Regions from separate parts of the Mus musculus genome. Here region 1 is linked to region 2. Evidence: chromatin contacts called from ENCODE Hi-C or POLR2A ChIA-PET data. All regions are on one chromosome and are shown on one strand. The core of a region is the stretch at or near the end of the contact, and the rest is flanking DNA. Distances in the headings are between cores, read along the strand shown.

The links. Hi-C counts contacts between places; a loop is a spot of excess contacts on that map. ChIA-PET counts read pairs that join two places held with the same protein, here RNA polymerase II (POLR2A).
Region 1: a loop to region 2 is called in a map of heart, with 2.9 times the contacts of the local background. The contact joins the enhancer-like site here to the promoter of Cnst in region 2. A Hi-C loop is called at or near these places in 12 of 37 maps with a recorded cell type or tissue (T-helper 17 cell, gastrocnemius, heart and 2 more). POLR2A ChIA-PET finds 5 or more read pairs at or near these places in 3 of 5 experiments (Patski and embryonic stem cell).

Annotation. Positions count from the first base shown.
Region 1 is chr1:179,583,822-179,589,900 of GRCm38, forward strand. The region is part of intron 2 of Cnst (consortin, connexin sorting protein); the gene reads left to right. Among named protein-coding and RNA genes, the nearest start is that of Cnst, 40 kb to the left of the region's middle. Within about 2 kb of position 4,608, at least 2 of the 3 ENCODE cell types and tissues checked have a DNase peak (open chromatin) inside an H3K27ac peak, as active enhancers do; they include gastrocnemius and heart, where a contact is called at or near this core.
Region 2 is chr1:179,544,680-179,550,975 of GRCm38, forward strand. Cnst (consortin, connexin sorting protein) reads left to right here and starts at 1,850. Exons shown (of 11, transcript NM_146105.3): 1 at 1,850-1,937. Tfb2m (transcription factor B2, mitochondrial) reads right to left here and starts at 1,597. Exons shown (of 8, transcript NM_008249.5): 1 at 1,143-1,597; 2 at 219-307. The coding sequence starts at 1,452.

The DNA of each region.
Region 1 (6,079 bases), core at 3,358-5,857, 42 kb after region 2:
ATTTTCTTTGGCTGAAGTCAGCGAAAGGCTGAGTGGAGGGGAAATAGCAGGTATTGTGCCAGAGATTTGGGGGATTGATGAGGCGCAGATCACAAATGCCTCGTGTTACAATAACCAGTTTGGACCTTCCCAACAGGCTTGAACATGACAGTGACTATGGGAGGCGCAGCCAGCGCCCAGCAAGCCAGGGCGATGAAGAGTAGTCAGGAGGGAAAGGGTGAAGGGCTGTCTGCAGTGCCCATGTGAGGGATACTGGGAATCTCCATGGACAGAGAGAGACCTGAGATGTGCCCCTTGTCTAGTCACTGGGTCATGATTTCAGCCATACTTCTAAAATACAGCATCTGAAGCCGGCCATGGTGGCAGCGGTGGCACCGCACAGCTTTAATCCCAGCTTATGGGAAGCAGAGGCGCTGATCTCTGAGAATTTGAGGCCAGCCTGCACTACAGCATGAGTTCTAGGACAGCCAGGACTATACAGCTACACAGAGAAACCCTGTCTCAATAGTAATAATAAATAATAATGTACTGAGACAGAACCCACAAAATGAAGCTTGAAAGCATTAATTATGCTTAATGAAAGGAAAGAAACCACAAATATGGACTGTCCACAGTAGATAACACTCTAGAGAATAAAGCACTTGAATTCTGTACTTCAAGAAGTGAGTTGTAAGCCGTGTAAATTACATCTCAGCAAAACTATTTTTGAAAAGAACATTGAGGTAGTTATATAGTCCATAGCTCCATGAAACCCAGAGATCCCTGCTAAAGGACAGCTCGTCCCACGTTTCATGGGAGCTGTATCAAGTGCTGTTACATGTGTTTCTCTTTGCTGCTCTCCAATCCTACCTCCTGGCTTTCTACATCTTCCTAAATCTGATTCTGTTCTTCCAAAGGTAATCTATTGCCAGGAGATTTTAGAGAATTACAGGTTAAAACAGGGGAAATTCTTTTAAAGAAATTTTAGTCTCTCCCTCTCTCCACAAAAAGTTTCCAAATTTGAGCATGTGCCTGTGTCTTTGGTGAGAGAGAATTACTCATTAAATAGCCTTGTCAGTGCCCTAGTCCCAGTGCAGGTGGTACTGTGTGGCAGTCAGAGGACTCTGTGGCTTTGCTTCTCTCCCTCCACTTCTGTGGAGTCTGGGGAGTGAACTCGGGCCTCCAGGCTTCCTCAGCAAGAGCCTTTGCTTACGTCATTTCCTGTCTCTATGCTTCCTTGGAAGGTAACTTGATTTTGAGAGTCTTGTTCACCTTTTTGTATCCCAGAGAATCACGAAACATTTGTATTTGATAGCTGATGAATGTAGTGTTCCTGCGACCGGATGACCTTGATAGCCTGGTGGGACTTAGCCATTCTGATATTAACCAGGCCTGGGTCAGAACTGAAAGTCTATTAATGTCCTATGAAACTTTGGCACTTGAGTTGTTTGTGGACAAGAAGTTTAAGAGTCTTTATTAATTTAAGGTTTAGGAATTTGAATAGCTAATTGCATGCTTGGGCAAACCCCTTGCATATTTTTCATTTTTAATAAGACCTGTTAGAATGTAGAACAGCTAATCAAACATCTAAGAGGAAAATTAGAGATTCCCAACATTGGTGCTAATTGGCATGTTCTACATAATTTAGAGTCTAATTTCTGGCAATATTTATGTGTACTAAGAGTGCCATGAATACAGAATGATAATAGCCTGAAGCAAGCTCTAGAAAGGGACAGAACTGGAGGGAATTGCAGGGAGCACGGTGGTGGCCTGGGTACAGCTGCTGGGGGGAGCACGGTAGTGGCCTGGGTACAGCTGCTGGGGGGAGCACGGTGGTGGCCTGGGTACAGCTGCTGGGGGGAGCACGGTGGTGGCCTGGGTACAGCTGCTGGGGGGAGCACGGTAGTGGCCTGGGTACAGCTGCTGGGGGAGCACGGTAGTGGCCTGGGTACAGCTGCTGGGGGGAGCATGGTGGTGGCCTGGGTACAGCTGCTCGGTGGAGCATGGTGGTGACATGGATGTGGCTGCGGGGGGCAGAGAGAGCACAGTGGTGGCCTGGGTACAGCTGCTCGGTGGAGCACGATGGTGACATGGATGTGGCTGCGGGGGGCAGAGGGAGCACAGTGGTGGCCAGGGTACAGCTGCTGGGGGGAGCACGGTGGTGGCATGGATGCAGCTGCAGGGGACAGAGGTAGCATGGTGGTGGCATGGGTGCAGCTGCTGGGGGTCAGCTGCTTGGATACCTTCAGGGTTAAGAATGGAGAGACTGGCCCAAGAGTGCTCTCAGTGACAAACATTTGTCAAATCCCCTTCGAGTTTTCATAAAGTTCATTTGTGAAATGCTTTTTCAAATCCCCAGTGTAGCCGCAAACACTGAACACTGAGTTTAGGATAATGTGCCTGATTTAAAGAGCCCTGTGTTTGAAAGGAAAAAAAAATAAGATCTTTAAGTCCAAGACAAGTCTAGCTGAAGGAAGTGGTACTCGATACTAAGGTAGATCCGGGCTGCGGCTCACTGTGATTTATTGAAGCTTTTAGTTAGGGCCATCCTCTATAAGTGCACAGCAAGCAAACAAGCTATAAAAAGGCTTGCAGCTTCTGCTCAAGGAGAGTGCCCTCTGTGACATTTACCAGGAAAGAATGAGAGGATTCTCCTAGAGGTGTGGCATTGTCATCCAGAGTCTGCCTTGACTGCAGTTTATCAGCAGAGAATTTAGCAGATGAGAGGTGTGTCCTTCAGAACAGCCCAGGTGTTAACAGTCATTTTTAAATTGCCACCTAAAGCTGACAGGTGGTTCATGCCTGTAATCCCAGCACTTAGGAGGAGGCAGGAGATCACTCTGAGTTCAGGCCAGCCTGGGTTATGTAGTGAGTCCCAGACCAGCTGCGGCTGTGTGATGAGAAGATCCCATCTCAAAAACAATAACAAAAGGCTACCTAAAATAAAGCCTGCTGACAGATCCAGGGCCTACATGTAAAACCTTCTTTGTTTCTACCATTAATTACTTTATTACCACATGTTAATAGCATAGCATGACCCCAGCTTAACCTGGGCACCACAGCCCTGCTTCAGCCCTGCCCCCTCTGAAGGCAGAGGCTGTTGCCTAAGGGCATGGGAGGAGACCTAGCCACACAGAGCAAGTGATAATTATGCCATAATTACATAATACATCCCTTTGACCCCAGGTCAGGCCGGAAGGACTTTGTCTCGTCTCAGATTTATCTTACCCCATAATACTGGTCCTGGTGCAGAGAATTTTCTGTGTGTTTAGACAGTGACAATATTAGAAATTAGAATGAAGATGCATGGGAGAAAGTCTAGGGTGGGGACTGTGTAGACCTCAAGGTATGTTCACACCTGGTCACCCACAGGAATATGGCTGAGATGGACACAGCATTCTGGGGTGCAGCAGTTTGAAGAAAAGCTATGCAGTGGCTCAGAGAATCGTAGCAAAATCACAGAGCTGAAGTACTTTCTCTTTTACTATTTTTATTACTGTAAAACATCAATTTGCCCTTAGCCACTCATTGCCCAAAATGGTTGTGTTCATTCAGTGGCAGTAATTAGATTCATATCATGCATAGTCCTCGCTGGTGTCTATTTCCAAAACTCAAGCCACACCAAACAGAATGTCCATGTGCATTAAACGGTAATTTCCCTTTTCAGTCCGTCTCTCTCCTAGTCTCCCTCTGCTTTGCTTTCGTGTTTCCTGTTGGTTTTTTTTTTGTTCTTCCCTTCCTTTGGTCTCTGAGCATTTTTGAGACTGGTAACCTACTTTCATTAGTAGGACTGCTGTTTTAGTCTTCCTCAGAAACGTTTTCCATTCTTCGATTTCTTTCCTTATTCAGGCCATTCTAAACTGTTTCTTTGTCACTTTGAGACTTTTGTTATTGGATGCTGGACATGGTGAACCCTATGGTGGCAGTGACTCTGGGAAGCAGAGGGGTGGCACTTCTTCACTGGGTTAACTTGGGTTCCTTTTCTGGGCTTTCGAGCTTGGCTCTGGACTCTCTAACAGGCTGTTTGTGGTTCCTGCTCACTGCAGAGCCTCTCAGATCATGGATGTGAAAGCTCAGGGCTTTCTCTAAGCATTTATCCTTCCTAACAACCGGGACTGGCTTTGTAGTTTGTCAATCACATGGGCATTCTCGAATGCCCTGCTTTCTTTTCTTGAAGGTGACATTGTTCCTGGCTTTCCCTCTCTGGCTTCAGATATCATTTTGTGACCCAACTAGTTGTCAGTTGACTTTCTGCTCACCTGACAATAATTTACAGCAGAGTCTGCCACTTCCTGCTCTGGAGGGGCTTCTACTTAGATGACACAGAGACAAACACCTGTGTCTGTCCTTCAGGTAACAGAGACAAGTCAGATAAAGGGACATGGGAGAGTGGGGCTGCCTCTCCTGCCGTTTTGCTTTGAAAACCTAACTAGGGCTCCATCACAACTGTGCTTACCTGGTCATTGCTGGCTTCTAGACCCTTTGGGTCTCATTTGTCTGGGATAATGTCTCACATTCATGGTTTCCGCTTTTAAATGATCCAGTCACACTATTCCTCTGCCTGGAAGCCAGCAGTCGCGTCTCAGCTGAGCTGGCAGATGGCAGATACTAGAGGGGCATGCATGCCAGGGTGCAGTCCTGGCATTTCGAGACAAAAGCTGTTAGAAGCTATCCCTGGGCTCTAAAGTGCTTCCTGACAACCCTCAGGCTCTCAGCTGACTGGATCAGTCTTGTGCCAGAGGCACAGAACTGGATAAATGTATCTCAGTCAAGATAAACTACCTGATCTTTGCCCCAAAGCTGTTACAAATTTTTAAATCAAATAAAAATGTTTCTCAGTCTTTTGCTAAAATCAAGTATAAAAGCTAAATAAAACCTTAACAGACAAATGTTGAACAGTGTTCTCTTTTTTAGAGCTTAATGAAGTTGACAGGTGTTAAGTTAAATTAGGGCTTCTGAATTTGCCTGTCATCTGCAAAATGTATAAATAGCATCCCCACCTTGTTTGGAGGGTACTTTAATTGTAACTCACGTGGTTTTGCAAAGGAAGGTAACTAGAGTTTCTTGTTTCTCTTTAACCATCTGGATTCGTGTACAGTAGCACAGAGCTTTCTCTATATTGAATGAGGTGTTATAGTTAAGGGGAAATTGCATTCAACAGTTCATGTTTTGATTTTCTTGCTTAACTATAAATGTGTTTTTACAAGAGAACTTCTTATGTACCACAAAGAATTTTAGTGATAACTCATGACATATAATTAACCTTCTTAAAGTGAGAAACAATTATAAGACTTATAGGGCATTGTTGCCAAATGTAACAATATCAAAATTACCTTGAAATACACACAGACAACCACCAGGCTTCCATATTATACTTTGAATGTTCAAGTAGCTATCATAAAGTCATTTACTACAATAGAAAGGTGCAGGTTCACATCATGTTAGCCTGTAAGTCTATGGTCATACCTGTGTTTCTCTTCTTAATCGTTCCCCTACTAAAAGAAGCCCATTCTGTGCTGAGAAGAAACGAGATATGAAGCCATGGGAAGATGTGAAGGAAACTTGAGTGTCTGACTAAGAAAAAGAAGCCAACCTGGAAGGCAATGCATGTTACTGTATTGGGGACACGAGCCCGCTGGTGCTCACACTAACAGTGTTGGTGAACATTGAACCAAGTCTGTAACCGTTGGTGCTCACACTAACAGTGTTGGTGAACATTGAACTAAGTCTGTAACCGTTGGTGCTCACACTAACAGTGTTGGTGAATGTTGAACAAACTCTGTAACTATCATACATGCTTCTTTTTAAATGTTTTCATTTGTTCTTTTGTTTTAATTTTTGTTTTTTGCTTTTTGTTTTTCGTTTTGGGTTTCTCTGTGTAGCCCTGGCTGTCCCAGAACTCAGTCTGCAAACTAGGCTGACCTGGAATTCAGATTTGCCTTCCTCTGCCTCTCTAATGCTGGGATTAAAGGTGTGATCCACCGTGTCAAGCTATTTTCTACTCTTATATTTTGCTTTTTTTGGGGGGCGGGGGTCTTTTTACTTAGTCCAAGATGGCTTTAAAGTTCCTACAAAGGATGGCCTGGAACCGATTCTCCTG
Region 2 (6,296 bases), core at 600-3,099:
TTCCTGAAGCTACACCTGAGGGCTTCCAACTGTCCTTTATTCCAAAATACTCACTTATTATTAATGAGTCATGCTTTGAGGTTATCATTTTCGGGGCCCCAGTAGGAACTAGAAAAGAGATTTCAGAACTCCCAAGCTTTCAGAAACTCAACAAGCATGGAACACTCAACAGGTCCTAGTCTTTATAGATATATTACTTTAGGAACATAAAAATATACCTCCAAATGTGGAATAAAAGTCTTTTCACTTTCAAAGGCAACCACTCTGGCACCAGCTTTAAGTAATGCCCCAGTCAGGATTCCAGGACCTGGTATATTAACAGAAAAACTTTATTTGCAAAATAAACAACATACTGTCTGATTCTGTCTCTCCATTTCTATCTGTCTGTCTGTCTGTCTGTCTGTCTCTCTCTCTCTCTCTCTCTCTGTGTGTGTGTGTGTGTGTCTTTCTCTTCCTCTATTTTTAAGACAGGATCTCACTGTGTAGCTCTGGCTGTCCTGGAATTCACTCTGTAGACCTCGATGGCCTCCAACTCACAGATCAGTCTGCCTCTTGCTGGGATTAAAGGTGTGTGCCATTGCATCCGGCCACAGTCACTTTCAAAGTCGACTTTACACAAGCTTCAACGACACAATGTTTCCAGATAACATTCTTTTTGCATATAGAAAACTATGATTAGGCAGTTACCTTGAACCCACAACATCTCAACAGGTAAGCTGTACAGCCTTCTGTCTGTCAGTGACAGCAACACTTACTGTCCTAACAAATGTCACTATTTCCTAGAAGAAAAACAAGTATATAAGATAGTATGTAAGATTGCGACTACCTCTTACTCACGGACTATTTGAATGTTTAGCCATAAAAATTACTGTCAAGTCTAAACGAAATGACTGTCAGTAAGAAGTGATGCTTAAGAAAGAAAAAAATACAATTCAGGGTCAATGAGAACGCTCAGAGGGCAATGGCGGTTGGCGTAAAGCCTGAACACTTCGTTTCAATCATTGAGATCACAAGTGTAGGGCGAGAACTGACTCTCGCTAAGTCGTCTTCTGACCTAAACACGCGCGCATACACAATAAACAAACACTAATTTAGGATATTGGGCACGTAAACGCTAAGGGCAAAGCTTCTGTTCAACTCACCTGGATTGCACTCTAGTATAATTTGACGGGATGGGTTTTGGTGCTCCAGCAGGTCCCGTACCAGGTTCCTGGCCGCTTTCTTACATGCTATGTGACGCGTAGGCTCCGATCGATTCCTGGATGTCCACGGGGACGACTCCTCCAAATCAGAATCAGGCAACGGCTCTATATTGAAGTCAGAGAAGCCGCGGCGGTTCCTCGTTTGCCAGTCCTTCCGCGTCGCCGCTCCGGACCCTAGAATGCAAGATGGGCCGCGGGCCAACGCTGACAGCGCGATCCGCGGGGGAAGCCGCATCGCCGGTCCCCTCATCCTCCTCTAAAGTCCACCTCAAACACCAGTTAAGGTAGCCTCTGCGAAGAACGCAGAGCACCCCATCACACGTGCACACATTTCACCACCACACTAGGCCGGGCGGAAGTAAACATTACGAATGGCGCATGCGAACGACCTAGCCTCAGTCCTTTGCTCACTCGCTTCCGCTTCCGCCTAGGCTCCGCCCCCAGGCTCCTGTGCGTGGACTCTCCGGGTGTGTCCGTGCTGGAACTCTATGGTCGCCCGCCCTCCGCACTTCCTCTCTAGCCGCGGTCTCGCACTCTATGCTCCTCGGTCCGGCCGCCAGCCGGGAGGGTTGCGCAGAGGGAGGCGGGGCGGGAAGGCTAGAGGTGTCCGATCCTCCAGTGCCGCGGGAGACCCGAGCCGGCGGTGTGACAGCTCGTCGGCCGCCATGTCAGCGCGCGGGGCTGGAAACAGACCCGGCGCCCGGCGGTAGCCCTTGCATTGCCTCGGATGCCCAGGTAAGACCAGCAGCCCGGCTGCAGGGGATCAGCCGGCTGGCGGCGACCGCCGAGCTGTGGGGAGTCGCTGGCTCCTCCCCGGGCGCTGTCCTCCCCGGAGTTGCAGCGGGTCCCTCTCGCATCCGCCCCCTCTCGGATCTCCTGTTTTCCCCGCTTTTCTGCGGGTACGCGGTTGTCGCGCGTCGCGCCAATTTCTCCGCGCGCGCTCCCCTCCCCGGGGACCCGGCAGCTTCTACTCCGCGTCGGTGTCTCTGTTCGGTGGCCCGTCGCCTGTGCCAGCTTCCCTGCGGGTAGCTTTTATTTGCCCCCATATACCTTCTTTCCCCTCCACAGCTACCTCTTTGGTTGTCAGGAACCGCCGAGTGCCTCCCTTCTTTCCCTCCCTGTGGGCCAAGATTTACCTTTTCTTTTTAATATGCATGTTTGCAAGACTGAAATTTCAGGCTGAAAAATTTTAATATTTGAAAGCTTAAAATTCCTTCCCATGTTTAAAAGGATTAAAGCCTTAGGAAGCTTCCTTATTCTCTGTGTAAACTTAGTTAAGCACATTGTACCGTAGAATGCAATTTAAAAGGCCGATTGCAAAGACTAAAAATAGGATACTCTAATGGGAATTTTGGCAGTGTTAGAAGATCCTTTTCTTTGAGAGTGATTTCGGTGTTTGGGGATCGTACTCAAAGCTTTGCCCATTATCCCTTCCATCAAGGCTGGAAGCTGCGGCCAATCAACTTCTTAGTTTAAAATATGTACAATCCTTTCTGCTTACTCTGCTGGCAGCATAATTGAGCTTGGCATATAAATGCACAAGGAAAGAGTTTCTCAGGAATGTGTCACCTGCCAAGTAGCCTCAAGATTGCCCTTAGCTAATGAAACTCTAGGGCGGAAAGAATTGACACCTGAAGATGGCCTTTTTTGCATGGTAAGTTAGTACACTGCAGAAGCTATTAACTGTTGTTCACTGATCTTGATTTTGTTAAGTTTTTGTTTTGTTTTTTAACATCCTTTCTTTATTGAAATTATTCTTCCCAGGCATGGTGGTAAAAGTCTGTGCTCCTGGCATTCAGGAGGCTGATTACCCACCAGTTGGAGGCCAGCCTGGGATGCATAGAGTTCAGGGCTAGTTTAGGATATAGTGAAACCATGTCTCAGGAAAAGAAAAAAAGCAAAGGTGACCCCCCCCCATTGGCATTTTGATAAACTCAGAAGGATTCTAGACTTGCACCCCTCCCCAGAGCTATATTTTAACAATTGAATATGGCAGAATGATTTTTATAATTTTTATTAATTAAATAATTAATTAACTTTACCTCACGATCCTTGCCTCCCCTGCCTCCTCTCCTCCCAGTCCCTCCCTCAGAATGATTTTTAAAAAATATCAGAGCAATAACAAAATTTACTTACCCAGTATATTCTTGAGTTTTTCATTTTTAAAATAAGCCTCTTAAGGCAAGGGGATTGTAGCTCAGTGGTAGACCACTTCGCACGTATAAGGCCCTGAATTCCAGACCTAGCACCATTTTTAAAAATTTCACAATGCCTGTGGACCACAGCCTACTCAGTCCAAGGAAACTTGGGGCAGGGTTTATTTTCCTTTTGAGTGGTTGGCGTTAGGAAAGTTATATTTATCATTGTCCTTCTTTGTTAGGGGTCAAAGCCTGGGCTTTGCACACGCGCTGGGCGAGTGCTCTGCCCTGGAGCTACCTCCCCAGCTCCCTGTTTCTGTTTGTGTATGTGGTATGCATGTGTGTGCCTGTGTAGTGTGATGTCACGTGACTGTCACTGTCCACTGTTTTGTTGAGACATGTTCTGTTCCTGACCCTGGAGCTCAGATCCTGCTGGGCTGGCTGTCCGTCAGTGTCCACGGCTCCGTCTGCCTCCATCCTCCACGCACTCAGGTTATGGGTGTGGGTCTTTGGGGATCAGGACTCAGGTTTCCATGTTTTCTCTGCAAACGCCTTCCCGCCTGAGCCCCCACCCTTGGTTAACTCAGCATCCCTGGCACTGCAGGCCTTTGCCATGTGCCTAGTTGTTTCCCTCTGCATAGAGTTAATGGTATACTTGTCTGCATTTGCAGGTACTCGAGCAATACAGAAAGCACCCACCCCATGTCCATTTCACTTTTAAAATGAATCTTAGAGTCAGCATTTAGACCTACATTTTTAGAAAAGCTTAATTAAAGTTTTTTTTTTTTCACAAATTGCTTAGCAGTTGGGGCTTTTGTATCTTGTGCAATTTTTGTGCCTTTGAAGTAATTTTTCTTTCTAATAGTGCCTGCTGGTTTCTTTATGGCTGGTTTTAAATTATTTTTCTTATTAAGTTATCATAATCAGATTGCTTGAGAACGGAAACTACTGGTTTCTCTCTTTTTTTTTCTTGTAGCTTTTAAATGAGAATTGAAATTGGGAAATACTAAATGACAGTTCTGGCTTGCATCAGACTCAAGGCTGGAGAAGCATTATTCAAAGGCGTGGAAGATAATTCTAAAACTTGACTAGCAGTCCCACTTACCAGGTGGAAATGGTCTTAGTGGCTTTACTCCTCTGTATAGCAGAGTTACAAGTAGTTGTCAAGATTTCCTGCTAAGTCTGCAGCTCTGATGTGGTTAACACTCAGCACATCTCAATTAGGGCTGACCCTGTTGCAAATGTCCAAGAGTCACTTATAGCCAGTGCCTCCCTCATTGGCTGGCACATAGCTATAGCATTGCTGTTTGATGCTTAAAATGTCTTTCTACCTGGAGAGTCTGATTCTCTTGGGATACATGAAAAAAAGCCTCTCTCTCTCTCTCTCTCTCTCTCTCTCTCTCTCTCTTCCCTTTTATAAGTGCTTCCATTCTCAAACTGAGAAGATTCTGTGCAGGAAGAGGGTTCTAAGAAGTCTCTTCCTATTCGGTGTTGACATCAAACTCCGCTCCTTTAGTGAGTGCTGATGTCAGTGCTTGTTTAGTGAGTATCAGAAGATGAATAGAGGGCTCAGTCATTTCCTTGGGTGTCATTGTGACACCTGTGCGGCAACACTGTATCAGGGCTGGAAGAGTCTTTGTCTACTAAGTCTGTTGGCACTGAGTAGGGTGTTCTTGGGAAGGACCTGTGGAACGCTTGAACTTGGTTGTGAAACAGGTAGGGTACCTGCTGTTGTTGTGTTGAAACTGACCCTTTTCTGACCCAGTTTCAAGTATAGCTGATGGGTTTGGAGATGTGGGCCTCTACAGCATGGTATTTCTTATCAAGAGCGAGGTAGATTTTTTTTTTAGGCAAATTATAGAATGAGAGAGGATGTGCTATTTTGGCTTTGAAATCATGGGAATCAGAGTTTATGTTTGTTAGAAGGAAGTGTGGCGGCTTTATATAAAGCTGCTGGCACATCGTCTAGGGACCTGCCAGGAGCTGCTTCACAGCAGGTGTGGTAAACTGTCATGTTCAGATGAAAATGTCATGGTTTAGAGCTGAAGTAACATGGAATCCAGCTTCCCCATGTGGGGACCAGCCTGACCCAGCATTGGTCCTGTCTTGACTCCCGTGTTCTAATACACTTCCCAATTAATACTTCTTATAATTTAACACTAAACAAGTCTGCTTCTCTGATCAGGAGACAGACTTTCTATCTAGAATCCAGACTTTATAGAACAGCACACTGTAAGGCTGCCTGTGGAGGGTCTACAGGAACAAATGCAGAGTTGGAGAAGGTGGACAGACTAATTTTTGTGAAAGAGGTGTGTACAGTTCGGTAGTGTTCTCACTTGCATTTAAAATTAGACAGTTGTCTATTGGCAGCTTTTGGATTGATAAAAAGAATTTAATTCAGGACCCCAGAGAGAAAATTGAAGATATGGGCAGAAAGATACAAAGCTTGGAATCTGCAGGACAGGAGTAGACTGAGAGGCTAGACTGAGCTAGTGCACACCTGAGCGGCAGTTAGGGACAGAGCAAGCTTTAGGCTAAATGGTACATTGTAGCCTTGCCTGGGTGAAGGAAGAGTAACTGTGATTGTCCCTTTGTTTCATCTTAAGCACTTTTATTAATACCCATGTATCTTATATAATACACATGTATCTCACACAATCCTGCTATGTAGCTTAGACAATGTAGTAAAACTTGTATTTTTAGAAAGCAACACTCTAGATGTAGAGGCAGGAGGGTAGTGAGTTGCAGACCTGCTGAGCACTTTAGGTAATATAAGGTGACCCTGTTTCTAAAACCTAACAAAAAAACTAATAGAAGAAAAATTTTAAATGTTTTTTTTTTTCTTAAAGCCAAGCTAGGTGAAGTAGCATGTACCTGTGGTCCTAGCTATGTCAGAGGCTGAGAGAGGGAGTTCACTTGAGCCCTGGAGCCTGGGGTCACCCTGGACAGCACAGCT